Linked DNA regions of Homo sapiens: region 1 is linked to region 2. A link is a contact called in ENCODE Hi-C or POLR2A ChIA-PET data. All regions are on one chromosome and are shown on one strand. Each heading gives the region's core, a stretch centred on a gene start or an enhancer-like site at or near the end of the contact. The rest is flanking DNA. Distances are from core to core; before and after follow the strand shown.

Evidence for each region. Hi-C counts contacts between places; a loop is a spot of excess contacts on that map. ChIA-PET counts read pairs that join two places held with the same protein, here RNA polymerase II (POLR2A). Pooled maps may share reads with other maps.
Region 1: a map of head of caudate nucleus shows a loop between it and region 2 (3-fold over the local background). The contact joins the enhancer-like site here to the promoter of MAPK10 in region 2. A Hi-C loop is called at or near these places in 1 of 168 maps with a recorded cell type or tissue (head of caudate nucleus) and 5 of 50 pooled maps. POLR2A ChIA-PET finds 5 or more read pairs at or near these places in 1 of 52 experiments (activated T-cell).

Annotation. Positions count from the first base shown.
Region 1 is chr4:86,492,573-86,498,694 of GRCh38, reverse strand. It overlaps a transcript of MAPK10 not described here. Among named protein-coding and RNA genes, the nearest start is that of MIR4452, 47 kb to the left of the region's middle. RefSeq lists an enhancer at 1-21. Within about 2 kb of position 1,799, at least 4 of the 41 ENCODE cell types and tissues checked have a DNase peak (open chromatin) inside an H3K27ac peak, as active enhancers do.
Region 2 is chr4:86,358,761-86,364,857 of GRCh38, reverse strand. It overlaps MAPK10 (mitogen-activated protein kinase 10), which reads left to right and starts at 4,805. Exons shown (of 14, transcript NM_138982.4): 1 at 4,805-5,200.

The sequences.
Region 1 (6,122 bases), core at 550-3,049, 140 kb before region 2:
CCCACGGTTTATAAAGCCACCTCAATTTAATTCTAAATTCTTATTATAGCAGTGCTGTTATGAGTCAACTCTCACTAAAAATTTTTAGTATTTTGTTTTCTTAATGTAGATTTGGGAGCTTGTGGATAATTGTCTTAATGATCCTAGTCTCCTTTGTTTCTGTGTGTGTGGACTTCCACTTTCTTCTTATCTAAAAGCCACAACCAGTCACTTTTCAGGGCACTCAGTTTGATGAAGTTTTAAGAGTCTCCAAAATGATGGCTCTGTTGTTACTCCTTGTGTTTGGCATATAACTAGAGTTAGATAAAATAATCAAACCGATGAAGATCAAAATGTCAGGTTTATTATCAATAAAAGTGATATTGAAGAATGTGGCTCAGTTGTGTGGTAACAGTAGGTTTCCTAGGACTGCACCAGAAATAGCCATTTTTCTGGTTGCCTGCCAGGCCTTGCTCTGCAGGGTTAGTCCCTTTTACATAAAGTGACACATAATTTGTTGTGCAAACCAAGACACTTTTGAGAGTCGAAGGGATGAAATGCCAGGACTGTCCTGAAAACTGTGGCATAAGGCCACTGACTTTTATCTCATGACAGCAGCCAAAACAGAAAGCACATTGTCTTCAGGCAGACAGATCCCTGAGAGAAAGGGCAGAAAGGAGCTTAGCTCAGCATGCTCAGTTGCTTCTCCCTAACACACCAATTAGATAAATAAATTCTTTACCCTTGAAGAGAAGTAAGGGATGGTCCAAGAAGCCAGTTGTGCTCATGGAAAATCCATCCATAGATTCCATAGTGGTATGGAATGGAGGGTTTTCTAATCAACCCTGCTCCTAATATTTGCACAGCCAGAGTGGGGTGCTCTAGGCATAGGGACTGAGGAGTGGAGTGCAAGTGCTGATTGTTAGCGTATCTTCTCAACTTCATATTTAATGATATGATGCTTGCTTGGTACACTCGAAATTGGCCATGGTGGGAGTTTTGGCAAACTACAAACCAGGGCTTTCTTTCCTCCTTTCCAGAAGAGCTGGTTGTTAAAAAATCATCAGCACACCACTTAGCCCTGGACAGATTTTATTTCTGCTGGGTTTTATGGCTTAGACTTGCCACTGCCCCCACCAGCTGGGAAAGATGTCTGTGATCAGTGATCATAGGTACATTTGTTATTGCCATGAAAAACTCCAACCTCAGCACCTTCTATATGCCTCATAGGGCTGCACTCCATTGGTCCTACTTCCCATGGCCTCAACAGCTGCAGTGTAGTGTGTGCTCTGAGTCTTCTGACCTGGCAGAGCCAAGGAGCCTGAGGATAGGTTTTCCATTTGGCACTGAGACTGGCCATTCAGTGCATGCCCGCATAGTTCCTTGCCAAGTCTACGGAAATGGAAAGCATAAGTGTGACTTTGATGCTTTTAGAATCTTCCAGGCATTGACAATGAGAAACAGGATTGTTCATAGGGGAAGTGAAATTCCTGACAATAGCCTCATCAGTAGAACCATAAAGTACCTGAGTTTTAGAAGTTAGAAGCACTGAATTTGAGTCCTGTTTATGTGAAATATAACTAAACTTTGTAAACAAATTTTTATTGTTTGGAGTGTTGGTTTCTTATAAAGCAGGAAAAATACTCTCCCATAAAAATAAAGTTTTGAGGATAGAATGAAATAGCATGTGAAAATGAGTTATAAATCTTAAAGAGCTAGGTTAATGTAAAGCATAAGCATTATAAGGAATGTGCATATTTTGTGGCAAAAGAGAGATTAGTTAGTGCCGACATTTTAGCTAATTATTTGCAGGATGGGAGGCAGAACTGGATTATCTGGATTATCTATAAAGCTGACTAAGCGTGTGCTTAGCCCTCCAGCAAAGGAGTATTGAGTAATGTTTTTTGTTGGGTGGGGGGGGAATTAAATATTTCTCCTCTAACTCACCAGAAAAAATTAATTGTCATCGGAAAATAGAAATTTGTTGGATTTCTTTATGCTTGTTTTATAGTTTATTGCTTTAAAATTGTAATTTGTAAGGGAGTTGGGGTACTGCATTCTTAAAAAGCACTTAGAATCTCTAAAAAAACTTAACCTAGTCACCATGACATAGTCCCCTTGTATTCTTGTACCTTTCAATGCCTTGAAAAGATCTGGGGTGAAGGAGGACTTCAGGGGTACCTGTTGTATCATGTACTTTGTATAGGCCACAAAAGGGCTGTATTTTTCCTTTGCATTATAGGCAGATTCCAAATACAAAATTAATTTAGTGTGAAGCTTCCTAGTAAAACACAAAATAAATGATATGTAATATTGAATAAGAACTATGTTTGATATTTTAAAAAGAACTTAAAAATGGAAATCTTCCAGGTTCAGGCCAATTTTTTATGTTTGGGTTTTTCAAATGCATATTGGCCTCCCTCTAGTGGTAGCTGAGGCAAACTGAACCAAAACCCGGGGCACAAAGCTCGTCTCTGAATCAAAAATAGAGTTTTCAACATCTAAGTCTCTATTTTAATGGCTGGAAAGCATGTAGCTAATATCAGGTTTTGCATTATTTAGATCCTTGGGTTAATTTGAAGTTGTTGTCCCTATAGCATTTGGGCTTTTTTGAACTTTTCTTGTGTTTATTTTTGGTTAATGGAGTGTGTATGTTGTTTTCCACAAAAATGAAGCCCTTTGTTCACTTTTAAATTTCAAATTTTTGATGTTTATGTAATATCTTCTGGCATGAATTATAGAAAAAATGTGTTAATAAGTTTTTGGTAAAACTTGAGATTATTCTTATAGTTTTTTTGGGTAAAAATTAATATATGCAAAAAAATTCAGCCTGGATCCGATGATGACTCTAGATTTAGCTAGCAATTTTCAGAAAACCCAAAGGATGGACAAACATGTTAAAATACCAAGGAGATGTAATCAGTCAGTCAAACTCAGACTGAGAAAGTTCATAGGACATAAAAGCACATTTTTTCAACAAATACATTGCAAGAGGGGGAAAAAGGGAGAGGAAAATGGAACATGAAAATTAAAAGATATTTAAAATACAATAATAATTTACCATATCTCATCTTTGTTTGGATGCTGATTAAATAAGCACCATGGAAAACCCCTATTTGTAATATTTATGAGACAATTAAAATGTCGACACTAAATGTTTGATATTATTAAGGAATTATTTTTAGATGTGATAATGATATTTCAGTTGTGTTAGTTTTGTTATAAAGACAAGCTATTGCATTTTAGAGATTCATCCTGAAATATTTATAAGGGAAATTATATGATATCTAGGATTTCCTTCAAAATAGTCTCAAGGGAAGGGATAGATGGAGGTGTGGATAGGCCAGATTGGCCATGGGCTTGGTACTGGATGGTTATCTGGGAATTCATGATACTATTTTATCTACTTTTGAGTATGTTTAAAATTCTCCATAATAAAACATTTAAAATACCAATAAATTGGTTATAGTACCTTTAATAACAGCTATGTAAATAAATGCCTCCCATCTTACCATATCATTAAACATCATTGTTTTATGGACTACATCCTCAACCCAAGCCAAACTCGCTTTAGGCCTCATGTTGGAGGTATACCCTAAACTTGTTGGAGCAGCCCTGAAAAGTCTGGCTCTGTCTGAAGTGATTTGTTGGACTTCTAAGAAATTGTGTTAGTTTTTTCTGGACCTTAATTCTAATATAAACCAAAAGGCCAAGGTTTCTTAGGGAAGACACCATGAAATAAGCTCGGGTTATCCAACTCCTTAAGATTGAATCAAGATCAACTTAAGGAAAAGTGAGCAAATATTTAGTTATTGATACATAAAATATGTGAAGCTTTTTTTTTTTTTTTTTTTTTTTTTTTTTTTTTTTTTTGAGACGGAGTCTCTCTCTGTCGCCCAGGCTGGAGTGCAGTGGCACGATCTCAGCTCACTGCAAGCTCCGCCTCCCAGGTTCACGCCATTCTCCTGCCTCAGCCTCCTGAGTAGCTGGGACTGCAGGCACCCGCCACCACGGCCAGCTAGTTTTTTGTATTTTCAGTAGAGACGGGGTTTCCATGTTGGCCAGGATGGTCTCAATCTCTTGACCTCGTGATCCGCCCGCCTCAGCCTCCCAAAGTGCTGGGATTACGGGTGTGAGCCACCACGCCCAGCCGTGAAGCATTTTTGAAGTTAGAGTAATGGTGACAAAGAACAAGCCAGTCATGGATCCCAGTATTCACACTCCCTTAGCTCCAGGTTTTAAGTCTTCTCATACAGATATCCCCTCCAGCTCTTTTCCCTTCTCCTGACCATGGCCTTCTGCCTTATCTCAGCCCATGTGGAACGCCAGTCCCCTCCTGTTCCAAGGAGGCTGAGTGTTGCATTGTTTACCTAGAGTTTCCCTGGATTCTTGCTCTGAACATGCTGTCCATGTGGACCCAGAGTACTGCTGTCCTGCCAGACTTCCACTGCCCCTTTCTGGTGAAATACTCCTTCTCCCTACTCACAAACATGGAAGATTGTACCTCGCTGCATCCTCTTGTTGATCTGAAATAAGGATTTTAAATCTAGTGAATAGCTGGTATAGGCTACATGTCCATTACTAAGCTGCATGGAGAAAGAAGCCAGAGAACTTGGAAAGAGAAGTTGCAAGTTCCATCTACTGACAGATGATATCCCAATGCCTAAACTTTTAAGGTCTACTTTCATCTTACATAGAAGCTGAAGGTATAGGAGCATAGGGAAAACCTCCCTGCCCTGAAATTTCTCTCCTTCCTAGATATTACAGTGCCTTTAATATTCCCAGTGGAAATCATGTGGGGTAGGAGATGGCTGGGCTGTCTCTCAGGAAAGAAAGGCTTAAGACTTTACCTTCTCTTGGGTATTGGAAAAAGAAAGGTAGAAGGGACCACAAACACATATACATGCTCTTTTTTTAAAACATTAACAATTTAAAAACCTCCAGGCAAGCAGGGATGCTGATAAAACTATCTGTGTCTTCATCAACCATAGCAACCATTCACAGGGAGATTCTTAGAACTAAAGAGAAAAGCATGAGGAAGTGGGGTTTCCTAACCATAGGGCTTCCTTCCAGGCAGGGTAGGAGTGAAGGGGGAGGGTGAGCTAAATGTGCTAAGGCCCAAAATGACAGAAAGGCTGTCCTGAAGGTTATCACATCTGAAGCAGCCAGAAGCCAATTTCAAAGTGGAGTAGATTCTAGAATCCAGGACAAAGTAAAGACAGCCCAAATTAAATCTAAAAACAAATGGAGAAAGGGAAATGCAATAAAGAAAAGGATCTAGAATAACTACCTAGAATATACGAGAGACCTTTTAAAATTTGCTTTTCTGTGTGCAGATAAATTAATCTAGCATAAGGAGTTAAGATCGACTGAACAAATAATAACTTACTAGGACACCCCTGATAAAAGAAAAACTTCAGCCAAATTAAATTTAAAGGAGTTTAATTGAGCAATGAACGATTCGCAAATCAGGCAGTCCTCAGAATCACAGCAGATTCACAGAGACTCCAGGGGTGCCTTCTGGTGAGAACAAATTTATAGACAAAAAAAGTGACGTACAGGAATCGGAAGTGAGGTACAGAAACAGTGAGATTGGTTACAACTCAGCGTTTGCCTTATTTGAACGCAGTTTGAACATTCAGCAGTCTATGAATGGTTGAAGTATGGCCACTGGGATTGGCTAACACTCAGCTCTTGTCACAGGTGCATACTACTAAGTTAGGTTTTCAATTTTGTCTGACTATTAAGCTAGGTTACAGTTCATCCACAAGGACTCAAATATAGAATTACGGAGTCCTTCTCAGGCCATATTTAGTTTGCTTTAACACCCCTCATACATACCATTCATTTTTAAATTACAGTTTTTGGGTGCCTTCATTTCCAGAAGTAATAGGTATTGTCAGCATATTTCCCAAACCCAAAAGCAAAACATACAGTCCTACAGTGAGTCCAAATTTTTTAAAAATCAAGGTCACCTTGGGAAATTTCATCCACCATGGTAATTTTAGATCAGGAGAACATATACCGTTATTGAGCACCTGCTATGCTCCCAGAACTTTGTTAAATATTTTACATTAATTATCTCATTTAATCTCCACCCTGGGAAATAAGCAAAAATTATTCTCACTTTACAAATACGAAAA
Region 2 (6,097 bases), core at 3,556-6,055:
TAAGCATGTGCCATCACACTGGACTAATTTTTGTATTTTTAGTAGAGACAGGGTTTCACCATGTTGGACAGCTGGTCTGGAAATCCTGACCTCGAGTGATCCACCCGCCTCAGCCTCCCAAAGTGCTGGGATTACAGGTGTGAGACACCACACCTGACCAAGAGTTTTGGTTTTATCCAACCGGGAATGGGAAATATTTAGGTACTGATGTTTTTAAACTAACTTGTATTGCATAATCAAATTTTAGAAAAGTAATTTTCCTGAAGTGTATAGAATAGACTTAAAAGATTTTTTAAATAACATAAATATAATTGAAATGAGTATGTAAGATCCACACCAAAATATATGTGGAAGGTTGGAATCTATCACTCTTTGTAACTAATACCAAGAATCAACATCTTTGGAAAATACTTCAAAAGAGTTTCAATGGACCTGGAGCAGTGGCTCATGCCTGTAATCTCAGCACGTTGGGAGGTCAAGGTGGGTGGATCACTTGAGCTCAGGAGTTTGAGACTAGCCTGGGCAACATGGTGAAACCCTGTCTCTACCAAAAACACAAAAAATTTAGCTGGGCATGGTGACGCGCACCTATGGTCCCAGGTACTCAGGAGGCTAAGGTAGGAGAATCTCTTGAGCCTGGGAGGTTGAGGCTACAGTGAGCTGAGATTGCACCACTGCACTCCAGCCTGGGTGGTAGAGTGAGACCCTGTCTCAAAAACAAAACAAAACAAATCAACAACAACAACAACAACAACAACAATAAAGAGTTTCAAGCCTGGTGTGGTGGCTCATACCTGTCTGTAATCCCAGAACTTTGGGAGGCCAAGGCAAGAGGATCACATGAGTTCAGGAATTCGAGATCAGCCTATGCAACAGACTTAGACCTCATCTCTGCTAAAAATAAAAAATTAGCCAGGTGGAGTGGCAGGCACCTGTAGTCTCAGCTACTCAGGAGGCTGAGCTGGGAGGACCCCTTGAGGCCAGGAGGTCAAAGGTGCAGTGAGCTGTGATTGCACCACTGCACTCCCACCTGGGCAACAGAGTGAGACCCTGTCTCAAAAAAAAAGAGTTTTATTTAACCAAAATTTTAGTTAACTAAAATTTTAGTAAAACAAGAGGAATAAATTTTCAGATCTGTTGTACAGCAGAGTGACTATAGTCAACAATAATGTACTGTATATCTTAGAACAACTAAGAGAGTAAATTTCAAATGTCTCACTACAAAAATGATGTGAGGTCTCAGTTATGTTAATTTGATTTAATTACTCCACATTGTATACATATATCAAAATATCACAATATTCTCCATAAATATGTACAATTATAACTGCCAATAAAAATAACATTAATAAAAATAAATTTTCAAAAAGCTTAAAAAGGAAACTAACACCTAACGGATGAAAATGATTGGTATTAACCTGTTTCTGGTTGCCATTCTTTTTAATTGCTGAGTAATATTCTATTAGGCAAATGCAGTTGTCCCTCAGTACTCTCAGGGGGATTGGTTCCAGGAACAACCTCTCCATACCAAAAGCAGTGGATGCTCAAGTCCCTTATATAAAATGGCATAGTGTTCCATCCTCCTATTATTTTAAATCATCTATAAATTATTTATAATAACTAGTACAAAGTAAATGCTATGTAAGCAGTTGTTATAGTGTACTTCTATTTGTATTTATTTATCTCTGTGTGTTATCTTTTATTCTTTTTCCCCTAATATTTTTGATCTTCAGTTTTTGAATCTACAGATGTGGAACCCATGAACATGGAGGGCTGACTGTATATCATAATTATCTGCTGTCTAGTTGATATATTTGGAGTTGTTCCTGCTTTTGCTTATTATAAGCAAAGCTAGCATAAACATTTATGTCCAACTTTTTTTTGGTAGACGTAGGTTTCCATTGTCTTGGGTGAATCCTTATAAATAGGAGTGTTGAGCCATACTTTGGGTGTAGGTTTATAATTATAAAAACTACCAAAATTTCCCAAGGTAGTTTTAACATTTTGTACTCCTACCAATATATGTAGGAGAGTTCTGGTTTTCCATGTCCTTGTCAATATGTGATGATGTTAGTCTTTTTAATTTTAGTCACTTTTGTGGGCATGAAATGGTATCTCACTTTGGTTTTAATTTGTATATTTCTGCTGACTAATGATATATAATACTTTTTCATATGCTTATTGGCCATTTATAAATTTTCCTTTGTCAAATGCCTGTCAGAGTCTTTTGCCCATTAAACAAAATTGTTTGTTCATGTTTATTATTGAATTGTAGGACATGTTTTCTATAATCTAGGATTTGTGTGTATCAGAATATTTTCAGCTATCAAGAGTATTCAGATATATGTATCATCTAGACTCTGGCTTGCCTATTCATTTTCTTAATGGTGACTTAGGATAAGTGGAAGCTTTTAATTTTGATGAAGTCTCTTTTTTTTTTTTATGGTAAGTGCTTTCTGTATCCTAAGAAATCTTTGCCTACTGCAAGGTCAGAAAGCCATCTTTAAAAAAAGTTATATTATATTTTAATAGTGTTATATATTTTAGCTTTTATGTTGAGGTGTACAATTCATCTTGAATAAATATTTGTGTTCACAATGTAAGGTAAGAGATGGCGTTCCTTTTTTCCTCATTCATGTTACGTTACTGGACATTCACTTTTAAAAAATTGTTTTATTTTATTTGTAATTGACAATAATTGTATATATTTATGGGGTATAATGTGATGTTTTGATACATGTATACATTGTAGAATGATCAAATCAGGCTCATTATCTGTCACCTCAAATATTTATCATTTCTTTGTAGTAAGAACTTTTGAAATCCTCTCTTTTAGCTATTTTGAAATAGGCAACATTATTATTAACTATAGTCACTGTGCTGTGCAATAGTACACCAGAGCTTATTTCTCCTTTCTAACTGAAACTTTGTACCTATTAACCAATGTCCCCCCTTTCCCTGTCCACCTTTCCGTCCTCCAGCCACTGGTAACCACCATTCTACTTTCTAGTTTTACAAGTTTGTCCTTTTTAAAATTTCACATATAAGTGAGATTATATGGTATTTGTCTCACTGTGCCTGGCTTATTTCACTTAGCATAATGTCCTCTAGGTTCATCTATGTTGTTGCAAATGACAGAATTTCCTGTTCTTATAAGTCTGAATAGTATTCCAGCATGTGTGTGTGTGTGTGTATGTGTGTTTGTGTGTGGTATGCATAATATATATACATTCATCTGTTGATGGACACTTAAGTTGTTTCCATGGCTATTAGAATAGTGCTGCAATAAATATGGGAATGCAGACATCTCTTCGACAAACTGATTTAATTTCCATGGGATTGGGGAACTGACTTTTGATGTCCAAACTTAGTATATAATACCTCAAAAGCCAGAATGCCAATTATTTTGTGTTATAAAGTTGTTTGGCTATCAATCCATATTTTTGCATGAGGTAGTTATCTTGCAGGTAGGCCCATTGAGAAGACTAGAAGATAGTCTTGATTGATTCTTGTTGAAATTGAAATTAGAGTAAAGGGACATCCAAACACTTATCCAATGAACTACAATGACATACAACTCACTCAAGCCTTCCTTTTTCTAAATTTTCTCCCCAAATAAAACAACAGCAGCAACAACAAAGACAACAAAAACGTATGCGTTTCTTACAGCTTTATGATGTGTTTCAGTGTCTACAGTACTGCTGAGTTTGCATCTCTTGCATGTTGTATCTTTCTGGTAACATATGGAAGAAGCTTCATATTCATATAAGTATGCTAGTTCTAAAACATAATGTGGAATCATTTACAACTCAGCACTACTTGGTAGCAATAAACAGAAACCCACCTCAAAAGAGTGTAAGCAAAAAAGGAATTGAATTAGATTACGTAATTTGAGAAGTCCAAAGGCTGGAGTTGGTTTAAGCGAAATTTGTATTGAAAATTTTTCTTACATAAAAAAGGTAAAACAAATTTGGTAAACCTAATTTTTTTTTATAGTGCAAGTAGTCAACTGTTGTCATTCTAAGAAACTATTATTTATGGATAGTAAAACTGTTTGGAGACTTTAAAAATACCCTATAACAGTTAAAGGCAGAGCAAATTACTGAAATAAAATTGCGATATTTGCCCCAAATAGTAACAGTACAATTTTCATCAGTTCTCTAGAAAATTATCTGCAATTAAAAAAAAAAGAATTCTGATGTGTTAACTCAAATTAATCAGTATTTTCTTTGTACACTCAGATTGCAACCTAAGTATTAGTCTGTTGAATTTGGTTTAGTGGATATTTATTCAGGATTTTTACAAAAACAAGGAAACAGAGAAGAGGAATAGTGCTGTGCAGATGACCTCGGGGTTCAGGCGACACTCAAATGCCTGCTTCTCCTCTGAGGTTATTACCATCTCTTACTTGTTTGACGTTTAGAGATACTACAAGAGATAGTTGAAAAGCAGAGGTTGCATTTCCAGTGGTGTTTTGCTCTGCTGGTATTTGCTCCTCCGTGCTGCTGTGCAAAGGGCCAGAACTGCATCGAATGGATCTTTTCTTCAGGTTGTGCAGGCTGGCTGCCTTGATGTCGTAGTTGCTGATGTTGGCTGCCGACGAACCTTATTCCTTTACATTTGCCTGGTCCTCATTTCACCGGAAAACACAGTAGCTGTAGCTGCACATAGACGCTTCCTCTTTCTGTTTCCCCCTCATCCCCCTCCCTAGACCTCTCTGGGCTTTGACGTCATGTGTGCTCCTTTCGGTTGCCATAGCAACCCCATTCCCCAAGCCCTCTGTCCGTCTCCTCTGGTAGGTTCCACAATGGTACAGGCAGCATCACGCTGCACAATGGTTTCCAGGCAGTGAAAGAGGGTGATTCAGCAAGCCACTCTTCTTCTATTTTCTTTAACCTCCCCTTCACTTTTTATTTTTATGGGGGTGGGTGGTGCTTGCTATATGCTTACCTTTTTCTTTTCTTTTTTCATTTTTACAAATTTCCTTTTTTGTCCTCACCCCTCAATTCCTAGGGGCTTGAGTGAGTTTAAGATTGGGTTTTCTTGGAAATCACCTGTCCATCGTTAATTTTAAACAATCTCCATATCTCCAAAGAATCTCTTCCATGTTAGTCTGGAATGTGGTTAATGAAAAACAAGTAGGGAGGATTTCTGGGGCAAACACTGCCGGATCAGGATCGTAGTTCTCAGGCACGGAATGGTAGGTGGCTCTTTGCTCGTTCTGGGTTCTAACCTGTTTTTGGAGGGTGGGGTGATGTCTATTGATTGCTCCTGGTGGGGCGGGAGAGGGAGTATGGAAGAGACGAGAGAGGTGGGGTGGAAAGCAGGTTAATCAAGTGAACTAGCTTTGAAGCAAGAAGCTACCAGTTTTTCCCTCTGTGCAGAACATCTCTTTCCAGACTTGGGCGTGTTGAAACCTTTCCATTTGGAGTGAGGGGTAGCAGAGGGAGGGAGGGAGCATTCTTATTGTGACCAGGGGTTTTTAGACCAATGCAGGGCTACAGAAGGGAAGGGAGAGAGAGAGAAACACACACACACACACACACACACACACACACACACACACACAGAGAGAGAGAGAGAGAGAGAGAGAGGAAAAAAAAAACACCAAACAGCTGTGCTTGTTAGAAGTGCTGACCTTAGTTCCATATCTGAAAAATGTGATGGGTTCCATAAAACATTAAAAATAATGTCTTTTAGTATGTATTTATGTTTACTTTTGTGAGAAGTATAATTTAAATATTTTAAGATGTATTTTACTAAGGAACAGTATTTATATATATATTAGATATAAAACTATTGGCGTTACTCTTGCAGAGCAACTCTAGGCTAAATCTGAGCCGGGGAGAGGAACACAGAACAGGGGTCAGGTTAGAGATAAGAGGAAACATTGGCACTGCAGTCAAATAGGTAAGGGGTCCCTTTAAGAAAGTGATCTCCTAGTCACAGCAGTCAGCTTTCTTTTTTTCATGGCAAGATTCCCAGGTATTCTGTGCTGGGATACTGTGTCCCCTGCAAATGTCAGAGCTCTTTTGAAAAAAAAATCAGAAATAAGTATGGCAGTATATTTGTTAGAATCTATGTATTTGTGCCTTCA